2 separate regions of the Homo sapiens genome follow, and region 2 is linked to region 1. A link is a contact called in ENCODE Hi-C data. All regions are on one chromosome and are shown on one strand. The core of a region is the stretch at or near the end of the contact, and the rest is flanking DNA. Distances in the headings are between cores, read along the strand shown.

Region 1 (3,168 bases), core at 327-2,826:
GGTGAACAAAGGCTTGGAATGCCTTAGGCGGGAGGAACAAGGTAGGGGATGGGGTTGGGAGGACAGGGTGAGGCCGGGATGGGGTTGGGAGGACAGGGTGAGGCCTGAATCCCGTGTGGTCTGGGAAATGACCACACGGGAAATGACCCCCCTTCTCAGGCCTCTAGTGGGACACATGTCAGAGGCTGATGGGGCACTGTCAGCAACTATACCTGTTATACAGGGACAGGGTTATTACCACCACCAAACAGGACAGCAATATAAGAGGAAACGTTCTCGAATTCCAGGCAGGAAGACTTTCTGTCCCATTTTCCTATTGCCACAAGGAGCCAAGAGACAAGTGTATGGCTTCCTTCCTTCATTCTCTGTGTCCCCAGTGGCCAGGGATGCCCACTGTGGAGGCACCCGGGGGCGCACAGTGTCTTCAGACGCCTGCCTGCAGCCAGTGACATATGAAGATCATCTACATCTTTCTTTACCGCAACATTAGCAAATCGATTTTTTTAATTGGCTTGATTTTTAAAACCACTTAAACATACAAACTAGCATCAAATTTATACTTACAAAACAAAAAAACACAACTATGTCAACTTAGTAACGAATGGGAGAAGCACCAAGGAAAAGTGACGGCAGGACCCAATCCTAGAGCGCGTTTCTGGACTTTATTCTGTGACTAAGGTATTTTCCTCTTTCTCAGCTAAAACGTCCGCGCGCGCCCGCGGGGCTCACCTTCCAAACAAGCAGGTGCTGAGGCTCAGGGGAAAGTGGGGACCGTCGACCCCGCTCCTTTTGATAGTAACCAGGCGTCTCGTGGGCCACATTTTCTAAACAGTAAGTTGAGTATAATCCGTAGGGGAAGGCCAGGTATAATCCGTAGGGGAAGGCCAGAAGCAAATTTACAACTCTTCCACTGCAAAAGAGGTGCGAGTTACTCTGATAGCAAAGGAGCTAAGAAGGGCCCCGTGCCCAATTCACCTATCCCCGGCCACAGAAGCGCACACCGCAGCTAGCTAGCGGGGACCCCAGGACGATCCGACCGCAGCCCCCGGCGCCCCAAAGTCCGGCAGCTGGGGTGTTGTCGCCAGCGCCTGCGCCTCCTGGGAGCTTCCACCGAGACGCCCTCGCCAGAGCCCAGGAGGAGTCGGGCCCAGGCCGCGCGTCTGTCCCCTGCCCGTCCCCGCAGAGCTCGGGGGGTCCCCGCGGCTCAGCCCTCGACCCCGGACAGCTCCCAGGAGTCCCGGCCGCAGCTCACCTGGGACGATCCGGCCCGCAAGGCCACTTGTCGAACCACCGCTCGTCAAGTCGCACCCAAAGTCCGCCGCAGGAGGAGCCGGCGCCGCGCTCACCTCCGCCCGGTAAGCTGCGCCCGCCACGCTCCGCACACACCGGGCCGCAGCCCGCGGGGTCGCGTTCGCTGCACCCCGGCCTGCAGTCCCCGCTGCTCCCGCCGCCGCCTCTGACGGGGACCCGGTGGCCCTACAGGCTACGTCCCCGGGCGCCCGGCTCTAGCGGCTCCCACCGAGTCGAGTCCTCCCGCCCGCCCGCCCGCCCGCAGCGTCAGCCCTCCACTTCCTTCTTCCAGCCCGGCGCGCCCGCCCAATTCAAACGAAAACGAAGATTCAAATTCTGGCGCTAAGCGCTGCGATTGAACGGGAAAGCGCGGCATGGGACCAATAGGAAGGGAGCGCAGGGCGTGGGCGGGGAGGGGGCGGGGAAACCGGGCTCGCGGGGCGGGGCTGGCGTGTCCGCGGGCGAGCCACTCACGCATCCGGAGGAAAATACCTGGGTGCATCCCCGGCGAGGGCGGCTGGCGGAGGGCAGAGGTGGAACACGCTCCCACCGAGATAACCCGTCCTGCTATCCTTTTCTTAAAGGACCAAACATCTGGGACACTATAACATTACTCATTGCCAGAAGATTTAAAACTGCTAAAAATTAAAAACAGGCGGGACGCGGTGGCTCACGCCGGTAATCCCCGCACTTTGGGAAGCTGAAGCAGGAAGATCCCTTGAGCCCGGGAGTTCAGAACCAGCCTGGGCCACCTGGAGAGAACCCATCTCTACAAAAAATTCGCCAGGCGTGGTGGCGCCCCTGTAGTTCTAGCTACTGGGACAGCTGAGGTGGGAGGATCGCTTGAGCCGGGGCGGTCGAGGCTGCAGTGAGCTGAGATCGCGCCACTGCACTCCAGCCTGGGCGACAGAGCAAAGCCCTGTCTCAAAAAAAAAAAAAAAAAAAAAAAAAAAATCGAAACCTTCCTCTTCAGTGCATACATCTTACCAAACACAAAAACAACCAATTATATAAAGTAGTTTGGTGTGTCTTTTCCTGCTATACGTGTATTCTCTTTTTCAAAAGCACAGAAAAAAAGGTCATAACATACACAACACGATTCTATACTTTGTGCTCTCTGCTTTTAAATATCCTGAGGCTATCTCCACTGAACACATTCTCGCTTTTACTCTCTGATGGCTGCAGAGCACTGGGCTTCGGGAAACCATAATTTACTTAATCATTACTATTGCCACATACTTAGGTTTACAATGTTTTGTTATTAGAAAACATTCTTCAATTGAAATGGCTTGTGCATGCCAAGATGGGTGAATCCTAAAATAATTCTACACAGGATTCTATCGGGGTCTGCTTCAGTTGCGCTGGTGGCCATGTGGGCTCAGTAGGCCACCTGGGGTGAAGTGAATGGAGCCTAAACACGCTTTTGGTGACAACGGCCTCTCTGCCCCATCTCACCTCCTCCAGCTCCCCAGCAACCCTTGGAGCTTGGCTCCCTTGATCAGGGAGGCCTCGATGCAGGGGACCCCTGAGGACTTCCTATTCCTTTCAGAGAGTCCATAAGGTCAAAACCATTTATCTAATGACCCTCTGTGTTACTTGCCCTTCTCATTCTCATGCTCCCAAGAGTGTGGGGTGTGGTTCTGCAAATGCAGAAGCAGTGAGGAGACTCCCACTGTCTCCGTTTCAACCAGGTATTACAGAGATTTGCAAAAATGTGAACTAAAGCGCTGTTTTCATTTTGTTGTTTTTTTTCCATAAAAATAAGTTATTGGTGTTAGCATGAAATAGGTGCATCACTATCTTAAAATGAATCAATAAATGAATATTTTTAAATTCCTTAGCCTTAACTTAAAATATATAAATATAGCTAGATATAAC
Region 2 (3,085 bases), core at 320-2,819, 2.1 Mb before region 1:
CCTGGGCTCTCCTCGGCCCTGCCTCCCACCTGGACCCTCAGCTGGCTGTGGATCACTGCAGCAGCAGCTCCTACTCCAGGGAAAGAATGTCTTTCACACCTTCTTGGTTTCTGGACCCCATCCCCCACTAACAAGGCCTATCAGGGATGTGTCTTAGCCTAAGCAAGACAGCCAACAGATGACAGTCTTGACTTACTTGTTGGTGTTACTGGAAAAGCATTGCTTCTGGTTTCCTGGGCAAAATGTCACTCTTTTCAGACCCTTAGTAGTGATCACAGGGGGCTCTAGCTAGAGTTCTGGTGTCTCATAACAAAGTTAATTAAAGTTAATTTAAAAAGTGAACAGCAAAAATCTTGAACTATAATTTCTAGTTCCATAAAGTGAATCCATAAATCTTCAATACATCAATCTATGAAACTGAACATTTACAGGGCCCCCACACTGAACCTGCTGAACTCCCCAGGGTTGCTCAAGCCAGAGGCCCGGGCAGTGACTGACTCCATTTCCCTCTTCCCCAGGACCAGCACGAGCACCGTGTCCTGTGTCCCCTCCTGTTGGCCCAGTCCGCACTCTAGAATCTGAGCCCAGGCCAGTCCACACTCCTCTAGATCTTCGCACAGCCAGCTATCTCGGCTTCAGAATGCATGTTTCCCTCGCCCCCTTCAGACCTCAACAGATGCAGGGTCCCCAGGAGCCTTCCTGACAACCCCCTGCCGCTCTGTGGGGGTTGCTCCCCTCCCATGATGCCCTCTCTCCCTGCAGTCGTACCCCTCACTTATGCCATGTCATTCTTGCTTAATGTCTCTCCAGGACCCAGGAGAGTGGCTGGTGTGTGGCAGACACACAAGTACTTGTTTAATGAGCCCCTGAGCCATGGCCAGGCCAGGGAGCAGTGAGCCATGCTTGCTCATGGCCTGCCTTGATTTTATATATGTATGAACAGGGTGGAGGCAGCGGTATTTCAAATGCACTCTATTTTATGCAGTAATGGCCACGGGGGATGGAGTTAGGCTCTTACATTGTTTTCACTTTTTAACATTCTTACTTGTTAAATGAAGGGTTGGTGACTCTGTGGGTTCCCTGGCTTTCTGCAAACCCTCAAACCTGAGTACTGCTGGTCACGCATGTCCACAGCAAAGAGCCAGAGTTCACCGCCCTTTCTCCTACCTTCTTCTCCAGTTTGTTTCATTGCCATTCAGTTTGCTTGGATGGAGATGGAATGGGTGGCAGGGTCTCTGATAAATTAAAAACTAAAACCCTGCTATTTTCATATAATAAATGCTAAAAGCCATATCAGAGCATTAAGTTGCAGCCAGAGACCAGTCATCAGGGCTGCCAAGGCTGAGGTGTCACTGGGGAAAGGGGACACTGGGCCCAACCCTTGCTTCTCCCCCACTGCTGTGGAGGCTCAGTGAAAGGCCAGACTTTTGAGTCCTCTTCCTCCTTGCTGCAGGGCTGGGGCCTGCCAGAGTGGTAACCTGCTACTCTCTCAGGAGCAGCACTGAAGCATGTCCATGTTTTAGCAGAAGCTCAACCAGGAAGTCGCTGCCCTTCCTTGCACTGTTTCTGCAGACGTGCCTGGTAGGCTGGACTTCCCCTCCTGAGCCCCGAGAACTGTGTTGTGTCTGTTGTCATGGAAACGATGGCAAAGCCACAGAGTCAATGCTGCCAGTCACAGGAGGCCTTGGGGACGCGTGACCTCCTCTGCAGCAGCACTGGTCACGGTCTCCATGTCATGGGAGGGCTCAGATGAGTGTCAGTGAGGCAGTAGACGCATGCTCCTGCGATCCCACGGGCTCCTGGCCCTGGCCGCGCTCCCTGTTGGACTCTGCAGCTTCCTGCCTTGCTTCTTTCCCTCGAAAAGAGGCATCATTTAGACTTGCCCCTGAATTGCCCAATAAGAACTCAGAGAAAACAGCACCGCACCAGTAAACCATTTCTAAAGGTCATCCGAGGAGAAATGGCCACGAGTTCAAGCACAGCTGCTACTAAGAGCTTCTTGGGGGACAGGCAGACCTGTGTGTGTGTAAATCTTAGCGAGATCACATTAGGCAAATTACTTAACTTCCCTGAGCCTCAGGTCCTAGGTATGTGAGAAAAGAATCATACCACCTTCTTCAGAGTTGTATAAGGAGGGGATGACATCATGGGCATAAAATGCACCACACAGCACCTGCACACATCATTCCATATGCAAAAGCTGTTGCAATGACTCCCACTGCTGCCGTGACTGTCACCTTTACTAAGAGGTGGGTGTCTTTCCAGTAAGATTTTTAAAAGGCATTAAACTTCACACCTTGTCACCCTACCACACAGATGTCGGCCTTTACAAAGTACTTTGATACAGTGATGACATTCATACCCATTCAGCAGTTCACTATAGAAATGACCTTAGTTAAGAAAAGTGTCGCAGGCTAAGGAACTGGCAAACTCAGCCACTCAGTCAAAGCAGAGAGCAAGGAGCCTCAGAGAAGATCGGGCAGGGATGAGAGGGGCATCTGGAAACTGCGGGAGACCCTAGGCTGTGTAGACCCATGTGGGGTCCCCACTGGGTTTCTTGTTGGCTCTACCTGCACCCATGCTGACAGCTGGCGAGCCCACCCGCCCCCAGGTGCTCAGCCTCCTCCCACCGGGATGCAGGGGCTTCACTGACCTGCTTGCCGGATGGGGCCGCTGTCTGTGCTTCCTCCAAAGCCAAACTTGTCACAGAAGGGAGGTGCCCAGTGGGCCTCGCAGTGGCAGTTCTTCCTGTTGTTGCACACCTTTCAGGGCAGAGGGGAGGGACGTGGGGTTAGGGCATATGCTCTGTGCATCACCACAGCAGAAGCAAGGGGGGCCATGGTCAGAGCCCCCCCCCAACACTGACACAGCCAGACTCAGCACACGCCATGGTGCGAATAAGCCCAAAGCCGGCACTACACACCACACAGGGGCGACCAAACCTGAGGCTGTGAAGATGCATCATCTGCCTATTAGTGGCTGTAAAGAGAGTGATGAAGATTATTTGGGTTCATCAGCTTGCCTCCCCCACCCACCTCACTTCCTTCTCCATCTCCCCATCTTCCTTTTTCAATCTGGAAAACTG

Evidence for each region. A loop is a pair of places that touch in the nucleus more often than their neighbours do. Pooled maps may share reads with other maps.
Region 2: a map of B cell shows a loop between it and region 1 (11-fold over the local background). The contact joins the enhancer-like site here to the promoter of MKI67 in region 1. A Hi-C loop is called at or near these places in 1 of 168 maps with a recorded cell type or tissue (B cell), 1 of 37 single-sample maps with no recorded cell type and 3 of 50 pooled maps.

The regions. Positions count from the first base shown.
Region 1 is chr10:128,124,847-128,128,014 of GRCh38, forward strand. MKI67 (marker of proliferation Ki-67) reads right to left here and starts at 1,577. Exons shown (of 15, transcript NM_002417.5): 1 at 1,253-1,577; 2 at 730-910. The coding sequence starts at 821. RefSeq lists a silencer at 1,357-1,726 and an enhancer at 1,837-2,066.
Region 2 is chr10:126,040,387-126,043,471 of GRCh38, forward strand. It overlaps ADAM12 (ADAM metallopeptidase domain 12), which reads right to left. Exons shown (of 23, transcript NM_001288973.2): 18 at 2,654-2,762. Among named protein-coding and RNA genes, the nearest start is that of FANK1-AS1, 69 kb to the left of the region's middle. RefSeq lists an enhancer at 2,528-3,085. Within about 2 kb of position 1,570, at least 19 of the 41 ENCODE cell types and tissues checked have a DNase peak (open chromatin) inside an H3K27ac peak, as active enhancers do; they include B cell, where a contact is called at or near this core.